Regions from separate parts of the Homo sapiens genome. Here regions 2 and 3 are each linked to region 1. Evidence: chromatin contacts called from ENCODE Hi-C or POLR2A ChIA-PET data. All regions are on one chromosome and are shown on one strand. The core of a region is the stretch at or near the end of the contact, and the rest is flanking DNA. Distances in the headings are between cores, read along the strand shown.

The links. A loop is a pair of places that touch in the nucleus more often than their neighbours do. ChIA-PET counts read pairs that join two places held with the same protein, here RNA polymerase II (POLR2A). Pooled maps may share reads with other maps.
Region 2: a loop to region 1 is called in a pooled map, with 2.6 times the contacts of the local background. The contact joins two enhancer-like sites. A Hi-C loop is called at or near these places in 1 of 50 pooled maps. POLR2A ChIA-PET finds 5 or more read pairs at or near these places in 2 of 52 experiments (H1 and Panc1).
Region 3: a pooled map shows a loop between it and region 1 (2.6-fold over the local background). The contact joins two enhancer-like sites. A Hi-C loop is called at or near these places in 3 of 50 pooled maps. POLR2A ChIA-PET finds 5 or more read pairs at or near these places in 3 of 52 experiments (OCI-LY7, Panc1 and WTC11).

Annotation. Positions count from the first base shown.
Region 1 is chr13:114,045,442-114,049,993 of GRCh38, reverse strand. The region is part of intron 3 of RASA3 (RAS p21 protein activator 3); the gene reads left to right. Among named protein-coding and RNA genes, the nearest start is that of RASA3-IT1, 62 kb to the left of the region's middle. RefSeq lists enhancers at 1,120-1,909, 1,910-2,701. Within about 2 kb of position 2,543, at least 5 of the 41 ENCODE cell types and tissues checked have a DNase peak (open chromatin) inside an H3K27ac peak, as active enhancers do.
Region 2 is chr13:113,835,032-113,839,482 of GRCh38, reverse strand. It overlaps GAS6 (growth arrest specific 6), which reads left to right. Exons shown (of 15, transcript NM_000820.4): 6 at 1,292-1,414; 7 at 3,848-3,970. It overlaps GAS6-AS1 (GAS6 antisense RNA 1), which reads right to left. Exons shown (of 5, transcript NR_044995.2): 4 at 1,236-1,406. Among named protein-coding and RNA genes, the nearest start is that of GAS6-AS1, 22 kb to the right of the region's middle. RefSeq lists enhancers at 1-52, 224-776, 1,432-1,491, 1,331-1,883, 1,992-2,201. Within about 2 kb of position 2,187, at least 30 of the 41 ENCODE cell types and tissues checked have a DNase peak (open chromatin) inside an H3K27ac peak, as active enhancers do.
Region 3 is chr13:114,257,011-114,261,455 of GRCh38, reverse strand. It overlaps CDC16 (cell division cycle 16), which reads right to left. Exons shown (of 18, transcript NM_001078645.3): 13 at 4,226-4,378; 14 at 2,058-2,121. The region is part of intron 2 of LOC105370384 (a long non-coding RNA gene); the gene reads left to right. Among named protein-coding and RNA genes, the nearest start is that of MIR4502, 15 kb to the left of the region's middle. Within about 2 kb of position 1,300, at least 5 of the 41 ENCODE cell types and tissues checked have a DNase peak (open chromatin) inside an H3K27ac peak, as active enhancers do.

The DNA.
Region 1 (4,552 bases), core at 1,294-3,793:
CCCCATGTCCTGCCATGCCCACCTCTGGGACTGGGGCCTGCTGCAGGAGATGGCCTCCGACCCCGCGGCATGGGTGGGCTGCCCTCCGTGACCTGCCTCCCCTGCCCCACTCGTTGGTTGTGGTTCTCTTGCCTGTTGTGCTGTGTCCACTGGACAGAGCTTCCTGGAGCCCATGGTCCTGCAGGGCAGGCCTGTGTCTCGCTCCTGTGTTCTCAGCCCCTGCCAGGGGCCTCCAAGGGTGTTCTCAGAAGAAAGGGAGGCATGGAATCCAGATTATTCAGCGGAGGCTAATGGTGTATCTGGCGGGGCTCAGCCTGTGCCGGGCGCCACGCGCGAATTGAGGTGTGACCGTGTGTCAGGCCTCGTCACCAGCTCCGTTTATACTCGAGAATCCACAGGGACTTGATTCGTTCTCGAAGGTGTATGAGACATTTTTTGAGCGACAACCCTAAGGAAAAAGAAATTTAAAAAATTTTTGCACATTTTAGTAAGAGAAGCTGATCAAGTTAGTTCTGGAGTTATATGCTCTGAAAATAACCAAATAAGATGTTTATTAATCATTCTGTTGACGTCGTCTGCTAGTAGTTCTTGGTGGCTTTACGATTATGGTGACTGGACTTAGATGTTTCACTGTGGCTTTCGCAGCTATGAAAATGGGTGGCTGTCTGGATCTCCGGTAACGATTTATCTTTATGATGGTAATTATGTTGTTACCGGGCATGAAACACCAGGTTCTGGGGAATGCGTTTCTGGGTGGAAGTGCGCGGTGGCCACTGGCTTCCTGGCTGCGTGGTTCTCCTGGTTCTCGTTTCTAGCAGCCGCCCACGCCCTGAGGAAACCCCACCTGCCAGCAAGTTTCCCTTGGGGCAGCCACAGCTGTGCTCAGTTGCAAGTTCAGGTCCAGGAGTGAGAGGTGCACTGGCAGGTGCCAGAAGGAAGTGGGGGTGCATTCCTATGGGGTCGGGGGTGTGGGTTGGGGACGGGAGGGCATCTTCAGCCTGGAGGGGGAGGGCGGTGGCGACAGAAACCGAGAAAGGCAGCTGAAGCCGTGCCGGGATACGGCGCCCCGGCAAGTGAGACTTGGGGAAATAAAGGCCTGCCCTCAGCCCTCCCCAGCCCACCCCGGCACCTCCACCGGCTGCAGTCAGCTCCCGCCACAGCAGGAGCAGGAGAAGTGTCCAGTGTCGGCGGGTCCCGGGCGGCGTGACCGTAGCCTCCTCTGTCCCTGGGTCCATGGCCCACAGAGCGCTGCTGCCGGCGGGAACTGTCAGTCAAGCCGGGCTCCCAGCTGCAGGGCCGTGACCTGCGGGACACACGGGGCGCAGGCTCCTTCGGGATTCCAGGCGCAGGGAGGCGGCCTCTGCCTGGACTCGGCTGCCGGGCGCTGCCCTCACAGAGCACAGACCGGAAACTATGGCTCCCCGCAGCTGGGATGCGGGAACCACGGAAATGCGCGAGGCCCGGCTCGGTGCTGTCAGGAGCATTGGGGTCTCCGCCCCCGATCCTGGCGCCTCCCTCCTTTTCCCGCTAGGCCTCCACCTTCCTCTGGGCCCCGGCTCTGGTAGCACCATGTCCCCCTCCATTTGCCCCTCCAGCCCCTAGAGACTCTCTGAGGCTTCCCAATGGGGTGGGGGTGCAGTGAGACCTCCATTCTTTTCTTCTTCTTTTTTTTTTTTTTTGAGACGGAGTCTCTTTCTGTCGCCCAGGCTGGAGGGCAGTGGCGCGATCTCGGCTCACTGCAACCTCCACCTCCCGGGTTCACGCCATTCTCCTGCCTCAGCTTCCCGAGTAGCTGGGACTACAGGCGCCCGCCACCACGCCCGGCTAATTTTTTGTATTTTCAGTAGAGACGGGGTTTCACCGTGTTAGCCAAGGTGGTCTCTATCTCCTGACCTCGTGATCCGCCCACCTCGGCCTCCCAAAGTGCTGGGATTACAGGCGTGAGCCACCGCGCCCGGCCGAGACCTCCGTTCTTTGTGTATAAATCAGGTGGTCTGCAACTGACATATGGTAAAGTTCACTGTTAGGTGTAGCCTTCACCAGTGTATGCAGTTGTGTAGACAGCAGCACAGCTAAGATATGTTCCCACAGCCCGGAACACTCCTTTGGGCCCCTTTGGGGTGGATTTCCTACCCTGGCCCACAGCCCCGGGCAGCCACTGCTCTGAGGCCTGTTCCCACAGTTGCCTTTTCCAGGAGGCCACGTGACTCAAACCCTGGAGGGGCCGTGCCCTCTGCCACTGCGCTGGTCCCGCGCTGTGCGGCTGTGAGCCAGGCCGCCCCCTTCCACTGCCCGTGGGTTTCCATCATACAGACACAGCTCAGCCGCCTCATCCACCCTCTGGATTGTGTCTAATCCTCAGGAATTATGAATAAAGTCACCGTAAACATTCTCGGATAGGTCTTTGTGTGGACAATGTTTCTGTTTCTTACTCTGAGATAAATGCGTGGGAGCGAGGTTGCTGGGTCACTGTAGGGTGTGTGTTTACTTTCATTAAAACTACCCAACCGTGTCTCCAAGTGGTCACCCAGTCTGCCTTCTCTCCAGCAGCGGGTGAGAGCAGCAGGTATTTCGCATCCTGCCCGGCCCTTAGGACTGTGAGTTTTTATTCTCTAGTTACCGTTTGCACTCCCATAGGTGTGTACTGTCTCACTGTGGCTTTTATTGCGTGTCCGTGAAGAGTGGCGTCGAGGACCTTTTCTTGGGCTTAGTGACAGCTCCATTCCTTCTTTAGTACATTGTTCAAATCTTTTGCCCTTTTAATTGGGTTGTTTTCTTGTTACTTTTTAAAGTTCCCTGTATATTCTGGATACGAGTCTATCACAAGTGTGCTTTGCAAATATTTTCTTCCAGTTTGTGGCTTGTATTTCATTTTCTTACCATTGGCTTTGAAGAACAGAAGTTTTTAATTTCGATGGTCCAGTTTATCACATTTTTTTCTTGTATGATTTGTACCTGTGGTGTCATGTCTAAGAAAGTCTTGCCTATTCCACGGTTGTGGCGGTTTTCTCCTGGAAAGCATGTGCTTTCAGCGTTCACATTTAGTTCCATGATCTGTTTCAAGCTAATTTTCACTTATAGCACAAAGAAAAGGGTCGGGATTCTGTTTTTTCCATGTAGACATCCCTTTGTTCCGGCACCCTTGGCTGAAAGACGACCCTTCCTCCGTTGATGACTTTGGCACATTTACAGCTTAGTTGGCTGCATTGTGTGGGTCTGTTTGTGGCCTCTGTATTCTCTTCCATCTGAGGTAGGAGGCGGGACTGGACTCTGAAGGCAGGGCTCGGACACCGAACCAAATTGAGGACTAGCTGAGACAGGGATGGGTGGAAGCAGCTTTCCATCGGACACGCCTGCCAGTGTACCATGTCACCTTACCATTGCCATGGCAACGCCTGGAGGTTACCACCCCTTTCCATAGGAACAACCCCGTGACTCGGAAATTACCACCCTTTTTCTAGAAATGTCTGCATAATCTTTTAATTGACATATAGTTAAAAGTGAGGATAAATAAGACTGCAGCAGTGCCCGGAGGTGCCACTCTCAACACCCTGCCTATGGGGAACCCTTCTCTGCAGGAACGGCTGAGACTGTCAACACCCCGCCCGTGGGGAGTCCTGCTGTGCAGGAGCAGTTTCAGAGCTGCCACTGCCGCCTCCATAAAACTGTTTTCTTCCACCACCACCTCATTCTCGAATTCTTTCCTGAGTGAAGCTACAGACCCTCTGAGGCTAAGCCCCAATTTGGGGCTCGCCTGCTGTGTGTCATATTGATCCACCTGTCCTCATGCCAATACCACGCAGTCTTGATCACTATAGCTTCATAGCAGGTCTTACATTGTAGTGTAAGATCATCAAATTTGTTCTTAAACTTGTTTTTCTATTCTAGATGCTTTGAATTGCCATATATACTTTTGAATGAGCTTCTCAATTTCCAAAATAGTCCCACAGGAATTTTGACTGGGATTACATTGATCTATAGATTAATTTGGGGAGAATTAATATCTTAACAAAACTGAGTCTTCAAATCCATGGACATGGTATATCTTTACACGCTTGGGTCTTTCCAATTTCTCTCATCAGTGTTTTGTGATGTGTTTTCAGCCTACACATTTTGCACATTTAAAAACATTTATTTCCCTGTGTTTTATGTGTTTAGTGGAGTGGTTAAAGATTTCTGAGGTAGTCCACCAAAAGCACAAACCTAAAAGCATAATTTTGTGAAAGGTGCTGTTTTTGTGTAATTTTCATGGTCATTGCTTGTATGTACAAACGCAGTCGACGTCTCCACACTGACTTTGTGTTCTCTGTTCTTGCTGAACACACCAATTAGTTCTATTAGCTTTGCCTGTAGATTTTTTTTTGTACATTCTATGAATAAAGGCTTTTATTTCTTCCTTTGGGATCTGTATGGCCTTTGTTTTTTCCTCGTGGCCCTGGCTGGGACACAGGTGGGGTCAGAGGGAGGCGCGCGCATTTCAGCCGCATTCCCTGTCTCGGGCAGCTCTTGCTCAGTTGTGTCCTGTGGCTGTTTCCCCTTTTTCTGGTCCCTC
Region 2 (4,451 bases), core at 938-3,437, 210 kb after region 1:
GGCGGGGGGGGAAATTTCACCTCTGACCGTCCTTGAGTGCAGACCTGTGGTGTCAGTGGCACCCACTGATTGAAAGGCGGGGGGGAAATTTCACCTCTGACCGTCCTTGAGTGCAGACCTGTGGTGTCAGTGGCACCCACTGATTGAAAGGCCGGGGGGAGATTTCACCTCTGACCGTCCTTCAGTGTAGACCTGTGGTGTCAGTGAAGACCCTGGAGGAAGAATAGCTCCAGGGCCTGGTGGAGACCCATAGTGGAGAGCCCAGCAGGCCAGCCTGTCCCCTTTGGCAAATCCTACCCCACAGGTGGCCTGGGAGGGCTTTGCTAAGGAGTGGCCAGCTCTGGCCTGGCCTTGTCTGTCCTCGGCACCCAGAGGTCACTCCTGGCCTGCAGCCTCCTCCTGCAAGCACATGGGCATCCAGGGAGCTGAGCCCTGTGGGCTGTGACTGCCAGCAGCTCCCCAGGCTGAGACCGCAGCTGGGGATCCCCCATGCCCTCCCACCATCTACCTCCACACGCAAGGCCAGGACCAGGGGCCATGAAACGCTAGGGCTGCTGAGTGGGGTGTGAGGTCCAAGCCCTGGGGTCCCTCTCTGCTCCAGGGCTGGGCTGTGCACCTCTAGGATCTCTCTCTGCTCGGGGGCTGGGCTGTGCACTCCCAGGCTCTCTCCCTGCTCCAGGGCTGGGCTGTGCACACCCGCGGTCCCTTCCTCCTGCTCCAGTGCTGGGCTGTGCACCCCCCCGGCTCCTTCCCTGCTCCAGTGCTGGGCTGTGCACCCCCGGGCTCCCTCCCTGCTCCAGGGCTGGGCTGTGCACCCCCGGGGTCCCTTCCTCCTGCTGCGGGGCTGGGCTGTGCACCCCCGGGCTCCCTCCCTGCTCCAGGGCTGGGCTGTGCACCCCCGGGGTCCCTTCCTCCTGCTCCGGGGCTGGGCTGTGCACCCCCGGGCTCCCTCCCTGCTCCAGGGCTGGGCTGTGCACCCCCGGGGTCCCCTCCTCCTGCTCCGGGGCTGGGCTGTGCACCCCTGGGCTCCCTCCCTGCTCCAGGGCTGGGCTGTGCACCCCCGGGGTCCCTTCCTCCTGCTCCGGGGCTAGGCTGTGACCCCTGGTCTCCCTCCCTGCTCCAGGGCTGGGCTGTGCACCTTTGGGATCTCTCTCTGCTCCAGGGCTGGGCTGTGCACCTCTGGGCTCCCTCCCTGCTCCAGGGCTGGGCTGTGCACCTCTGGGATCTCTTCCTACCGTAGCCAGGGGCTGTGCACCCTTGGGCTCCCCTTCAGGCCTGTGCTTGTTCCCAGATGTCAACGAATGCAGCCAGGAGAACGGGGGCTGCCTCCAGATCTGCCACAACAAGCCGGGTAGCTTCCACTGTTCCTGCCACAGCGGCTTCGAGCTCTCCTCTGATGGCAGGACCTGCCAAGGTAAGGCCCTGGGGTGAGGCCTCTCTCCTCTCTCCTCTCCCCACCTTCTATTTTCGGTCATGTCTGCTCTTCTGCAAGCGGCTGCTGCTGGCTGGGTTCCTGTGGTTCTGGATGGGATGGGGCATCCTGCAGAGACTACACAAGCCCAGGCCAGCCGCAGCACAGGGAGCTGCTCGGCACCACACCAGGATGACTCACCCGGCATCTGAGGGCCAGGACTCAGGGGGCCGGCCCAGCCCATGAGGCCACACTGCTGGCTGTAGGGCCTCGTCCATTCCCCAGAGCCTCACAGAGCCTGGAAGTGCTCCAGGCACTTGTGTAGTGAGCTTGTGGGTCAGGGCTCCAGGCTAGGGTCCCCCCGCCGTCCACTCTCCCCAGCATCCCCAGAAGCACCCCGTTGTTGGTCTCCCTCTGTCCACTAAATATAGCCCTGCCCTCCCCACTTCCTTTCATATTTCAGTCTGGGGTTCCCTCAGCCCAGGGCCAGAGCTGGGGAGCCCCAGGACACCCCAGAAAGTCACTGTGAATGTGCGCGCCCCCGACGCTGTTCCAGGTGCTGCTGCTGCCACTGGCCCTTTGCCACTTTGCAGGGGGAGCACCTTCCTCCTCCCTCCCCACGTTGTATCTGGACATGCCCAGGCGTGTCCCTGAGAGTTTCTGGCATAGTTCTTAGCGCTGCTGCTGACTGTCCAGGACACCGAACTGCGTGGACAGGACAGACAGTTGCTCAGGGAGAAACAGCCCCAGGATCTGGAGAGTGAATCTGACCAGACAGGAGGGGCCACACCCCATCCCCCGATTTCAAAAGGCAGCTGCTATTTCTGTCCACTTTGGTGGTTCCCTTCCCTGACCACCCAGGAGTTAGCCCTGTGTGCAGATGACGTGATTCCCATCTTAACACATAAACCCATTTCCCCGCCGAGGACAGAGCCCCTCCCATCACTGCTCTATCCCTGACCTGGAAGACAGCAGCACCCCAGGTTTAAAGAGAGGTGAAGACTAGGCCGATCCTGAGAGATGACGTCTAAAGCATCTCCCGTGGGTCCCTGCACCAGTCGGGCACTCCCGGCAAAGTCTAGGCTCACAGTTACTGCCCACAGTGACAGAGGCATTCCCGTCCTCTCCTCCTCCTCCCCATCTTCCTCTTCCTCCCCACCATTCCCCCTCCTCCTTTCCCCACTCCCCCTCCTCCTCTCCCCACTCCCCCTCCTCCTCCCCCCCACTCCCCCTCCTCCTCCCCATCTTCCTCCTCCTCCTCATCTTCCTCCTCCTCTTTCTTCTCCTCCTCCCCCCACTCCCCCTCTTCCTCCCCATCTTCTTCCTCCCCCTCCTCCTCCTCATTCCCCTCTTCTTCCTCCTCATTCCCCTCTTCTTCCTCCTCATTCCCCCTCCTCTTTTTCCCCCTCCTCCTCCCCCATCCTTATTTCCCCTCTCCTCCTCCTCCCCCACCCCTCCCCACCCCCTCCCTCACCCCTCCCCACCCCCTCCCTCACCCCTCCCCACCCCCTCCCTCACCTCCTCCCCCACCCCTCCCTCACCTTCTCCTCTTCCTCCCTGCTTCTCCTCCTCCTCCCCCTCCGTCGTCCTCCCCCTCCGTCCTCCTCCCCCTCCGTCCTCCTCCTTCCCTTCCCCATTCTCCTCCCCCTCCCCCTCCTCCTCCCCCTCCTCCTCCTCCCCCTCCTCCCCCTCCTCTCCATCCTCTCCCTACCCCCTCCTCCTCCCCTCCTCCCCTCCCCCTCCTCTTCTCCCCCTCCCCTTCTCCCCCTCCCCCTTCTCCCCCTCCCCCTTCTCCCCCTCCTCCTCCTCCTCTTCCTCCTTCCCCTCCCCCCTTCCTCCTCCCACTCCTACTCCCCCTTCTCCTCCCCCACCTTTCTCCGTGCCCCTGCCTTTGCTCTCCTCTGGTGACTAAAGGGCTCTTCATTTCAGGGTTGCCCCTCCTACCCCAGGGTGCTTGGCCGTAAACAGCATCTGTCCCACATTAGATGCTCAAGTCTTAGGATTGTGGTTTAACCCGGTAGTGAAAATTGATTGAAACCAGTAAATGCTTCTCTTTGGGGTTGGGGTTTTAGTTTCAAATGCCCCCGGGGGGTTACTTTTTACGGCCCCGTGTCCTGTAGCACCGTCATTTAAATGGAACAGCACAGCGTGCACCGCCGCCCCCCACCCCTCCACCAAGCAGGGCCCTTCCCAGCTCTCCACCTGCTGGGCTGAAGTCAGCCTTCCCAGCCGGGCCTTGATCAGAAGCGTGCACCAACACCCCGGGAGCTGCCCGGTCAGGGGAGGAGGGCAGGGAAATGGGGCCAGGGCGCGCTGGCCCCACAGAGTCTGGATGCGACCTCTGGGTGGTGCCCTGGCCAGTCCCTGCAGCCGCCTGCCCCAGCCCCGTCTGAGATGCCGCTGTGCTGCGGTTGGCCGGTTTTTTTTTGCTTGCAGACATAGACGAGTGCGCAGACTCGGAGGCCTGCGGGGAGGCGCGCTGCAAGAACCTGCCCGGCTCCTACTCCTGCCTCTGTGACGAGGGCTTTGCGTACAGCTCCCAGGAGAAGGCTTGCCGAGGTACCCACGCCACGCGGTCACCCTCGCTTTCTCTGACGCCCAAGTCTAGACACGGGTGCCAGTCACTGCCCGAGCCGGTTGCTAACAACCGGGTGCTTCTGGTGAAAGAAAGTCTCTTTCTCCCTGTTTCTATCAGCCTGGTAATGGCCTGTGCTACCACCATGCCCGCACACACGTGAGCACACACAGGCACCCATGCCCCTTGTGCACATGAACGAACCGCACACATGCATATACACCGCATGTACACACGTGTGTACCCTTCTCCACCTGCATAGACGGGGCCTCTCCCCAAAGGGACGGGGAGCAGCAAGCCTCCCTCTACTGTTCTCTCTTTCCAGCCGCCATGGGGAGGGCCCTGTTGGCCGTAGAGCCTCTAAGAGGGGCCGTGCCCCCAGTGATGGGAACAGTGGGGCTGAGTAGGCAGACAGAGAGGGTGGGGAAGCCCAGGCTGCCTGCACTGACCTCCATTTCCCACCAC
Region 3 (4,445 bases), core at 51-2,550, 210 kb before region 1:
GCACCCCCACCCCCTCTGACCCTTCCATGAGGCACACCAGGGCTGGTTCCTTCTAATTGCTAGGCATAACTCCAACCTATTTAGTCCTCACCTTCCTCATTAACAGAGTCAAATCTGGGCCCCAATCATAAAAGTCTGACCGGGTTGTTTCCTTCTTAAATCCCTTTTGTTTTCCCATTCTCCTCAGGATAAGGCACAAACTCTTTCATTCTGGGCCTTTAGTGATCCACACTTAACCCTCCTGACCCACTCCTTGACATTCTCTGTGAACTCAAAATCCAAGCCATAATGAATTAGCTCCAATTTTTGCAAACACTGGAATACCCTTGCCCTAATTTTTGCCTAGCTGATGTCTGATGACTTTCAGGACTGAGGTGTATGCAAAAGGCTCATTTCTGGGTGAACTGCCTTTCTCTGTGGGCACCTTTAGTTCCTCAATTGCACCGTATTTTCACTGTCAATTTACGTACTTACATTCGCCAGTTGATCTGAGGTCAGGAAATAGTAAACTCATTCCCCTTTGCATCCCAAGGCCTAGCTCAGAGCCTATGGCATGGCTGACACTCATTAAATATATGTCAACTAAATGAATGAACAGACCTGAGCCACAGATTCTCTAACTCTATTGAGACCAGTTCTAGGAGGCACAGCCCATGTGAATGAAAAACAAATCATTTAATGACTCTTAGGCATGACTGTTTCTCTTTGACATTTGCTGCAGTTTCTAATAAAGTCAATATTTTCCCCCTCTTCGTATAACTTTTTAATGAGCATTTTGACATTTCAATAGTGTTGTGCTTTCATACTTAAAACCATTAAGTTTCTGTAAGACTCTAAATTTAGTGCCCCTTAATCATCAAAGAATACAGGCTCAACTTAAGTATGGTTTAGGAAAGTGCTTCTCAAAACTTTTCTGTGCGTGATAATCCCCTGGGCATCACGCTAAAACTGCAGATTTTGATTCAGTTGGTCTGAGATTCTGCACTTCTAGCAGGCTTCTAGGTGATGCTGATGCTGCTGAGCCCGTCTGGGGCATAAGGCAGTCACTTCTTAGAAAACTGACAAGGTGGCAAGTGGCAATCCCCTATTAACAAAACACTTGGATTATCCAGAACTACCCAAGACTATGCGACAGAGGCACCTGCTTTATATACACGCATGTGCAAACACAGAAATAGTGTTTATAAGTTCAGATGACATGAGAGACCAAAGTAAACAAAGCTGTGTCTATGGGGACAGGCAGATCGCTTGGCAGGGAGGCAAAGCTGTGTCTGTAACAGCAGAGAGAGCTAACAGCCAAGGGAGAAGAAAACTGTGGGCAGGTGTGCACAAACAGTAACAGCAGGAAGCTGAGAAGTGAAAATCAGAATAGAATGAAACAAAACAGGCACGAATGAAACAGAAGAGCATCATGCAAATCTCTTACTATGCAAGTTTATGGTATCTAAAACTGTTACTACTTTTAAGTAATATCAGTATATACACATCCTTGATAATTGTTAGGTTAACTCATAAGCACCAATTCACGGGATCGTTCATACAACAGAAGCAGTCAAATATTTTAAAATGGAAAGGCCCAAATACACACTCAGTATGCAGTAACAGCAACAAAAGGTGTGAATTTCAGTAATACCTATCCCATCCCTATCCTTTCAGAAGTGGGACCTGCTGCTATACTTTATTTACCCTTCAGTCAAAGAAGCTCTCTGAAGTTCTAGAGGAATATTACATCTGACGCTACAGTGCCCAATTGTTTCCGTGACCCAATGACTATTCCTAGCTTCAAATAATCACCCAATCTATTCTGATGCCTCTCACGTTTCAAAGCTAGAGCCCATTTAAGAAGCAAACGCCAACACTTGCCCTCTTAGGGAAAAAACTCATTTCTTACCATGTGGTAAAACAGTTAACTGACAATGCAAACATTAACAGCCGCTTGTTATGAAAATATCAGGTTACTATCTTCGAAGGCAAGAGATTTCTGTGTTGTTTTCCTCATTTAACAGTAAACACTCAGGGGTGTATATGTGTATATTTACAGGTACTACAAAGAATACCTCGTTCCCAATTGCTTTAATTTTTTCCAAAGCATCAAGAAACCATTTTTCGGCTGTTTTCCATCTAAAATGAAAGGAAAAAAGGTTGCAGATTATTCGAAATTAGCAAATATAAACTTTAAAAAAATTTTTGATTACCTTTCTAGTAGTACTAAAATGCAATGGGGTAAACTGCTGGAAATAATTATAAAAATTCAAAGTTAAGTCACAAATGATTAATTTTACGGCATTAATATCAAGAGTTCAAGATTTCAAGATTTTGGGAGATACAGTATTTATATTCCTTTTTTTTTTTTTTTTTTTTAAGAGTCTCACTCTGTTACCTAGGCTGGAGTGCAGTGGTGCGATCTCAGCTCACTGCAGCCTCTGCCTCCCGGGTTTAAGTGATTCTTGTGCCTCAGCCTCCTGACACAGCTGGGATTACAGGTGTACAACACCATCCCTGGCTAATTTCTGTATTTTTAGTAGAGATGGGGTTTCGCCATGTTGCACATGCTGGTCTCAAACTCCTGGCCTCAAGCAATATGCCCATCTCGGCCTCCCAAAGTGCTGGGATTACAGACGGGAGCCACCGCACCCAACCACAGTATTTATGTTCTATAAAGTCACTGTGTACACTGAGTTAGCAAATATTGAACCGCGGCTGCCAGGGGAAATACAGTTAGATTCCTGCAATTCTCTGGTCACATTTTCTCTAATTGATCAATGCGTAACCTTGTTTTATGTGTGTTTCTATTTAAAGACGTCTTATTTGATACATATTGTTGATTCATCAATATTGAAGTCAGGGCCAGCAGCACTATAAATACTGATGCCTGCTTGAATGAAGCTTCTCTAATACATGTGTTTCCTCTGTAACACAAAAGTGTATCACAATTAACACTAGATAGCATTTCACTAAGCTTGGGGATTATTTCAAAACAGTGAAATCATCAACAAAAAGCACAAAAATGTGAAAACTGTGGCACTAAATAGACCACAAGAAGTACACTGGTTTATAGTTGAACTGGGAAAAAAGGCAGAGCGTTGCCTTCTTAGACTCCAGCTGGAAGTGTGTGTGCCAGGAGACCCAGCTTTCTCCCAGCCCTGGGCATGTCTGCCAATGGCTCAGAAAGCACCTCAGGAACTGATTTGGCGGTTACAAATAAATTTTAATGAGTAGGCAAATTCGCAAATACTGATGATTACTGTATTATATTAAAAGATTACTATTTATTTTAAAGCTTCAAACTTTTAAAAAATACCTAGATAACCCATTTTTTAGAACACATACATGCCATAAATGACACTGTAGTAGTATTAATACTAATTTACAGCCGAGCGTGGAGGCTCACACCTGTAATCCCAGCACTTTGGGAGGCTGAGGCAGGCGGATCACCAGGTCAGGAGTTCGAGACCAGCCTGACCAACATGGTGAAACCCTGTCTCTACTAAAAATACAAAAATTAGCCGGGCGTGGTGGTGGGCATCTGTAATCCCAGCTACTCAGGAGGCTGAGGCAGGAGAATCGCTTGAACCTGGGAGGCAGAGAATGCAGTGAGCTGAAAATGCGCCACTGCACTCTAGCCTGGGCAACACAGCGAGACTCCATCTCAAAAAAACAAAAACAAAAACCAAAAAAAACTGAAACTAATTTACCATTTTAAAATTTGTATATCATGAAATGCAAAGGATTACATACATTTTTCTCTTTGAGTATAACACCAAATCACTTATTCTACAAATATTCTAGAGTACAGTAAAGCCTACACTGACCAGGAATTAAATTTTCTGACTTACTAGTAACTAAATAGAAAACACTTTTGTTTCAAAAACCATGTCAAATTCTTCTCAAATACGTAAATTCAACTCCTTATCAACACAGAGATAACTAAGGATTCCACAGTGCCCCCAGCCACACTGTGGGGTATGTGTAATCTGAACTGTCCAATCATGTAAGAAAAGAAGTGGTAGCTCAGATCAAAAAAAGACCAAAACCTGGGTTTAGAATTTTTAAGGAAATCCAAGATAACAGTTTCTCTCTTTTTTTTCTATCTCCTTCTCCTAAAATAGAACATTTAAAAGTACAAATCTACTGAAGAGTCGCTTTTGTCAGTGAACTCTAGTGATCACCTACTGTATTTACAATCACTAGTTAACAGAAGGGTTTCTGGTCTTCCAGTACTTACTCTCCATTCTGAAATGCAACCACGCCGACCTCATGCATAACAAAAGGGTCTTCCGGTGCAATGCTCAGAGCTTGGCTGAAGAACCTTTCAGCTAGTTTTGAGTTATTGGTCAAACCATATTCTAATCCAATATACAGCATAGGCAAATGACACCTAAAAAATTGGAAAATTTCACATATTCAACACCAAAAACTGTGATTTAGCAGAAATTAATCTGTCA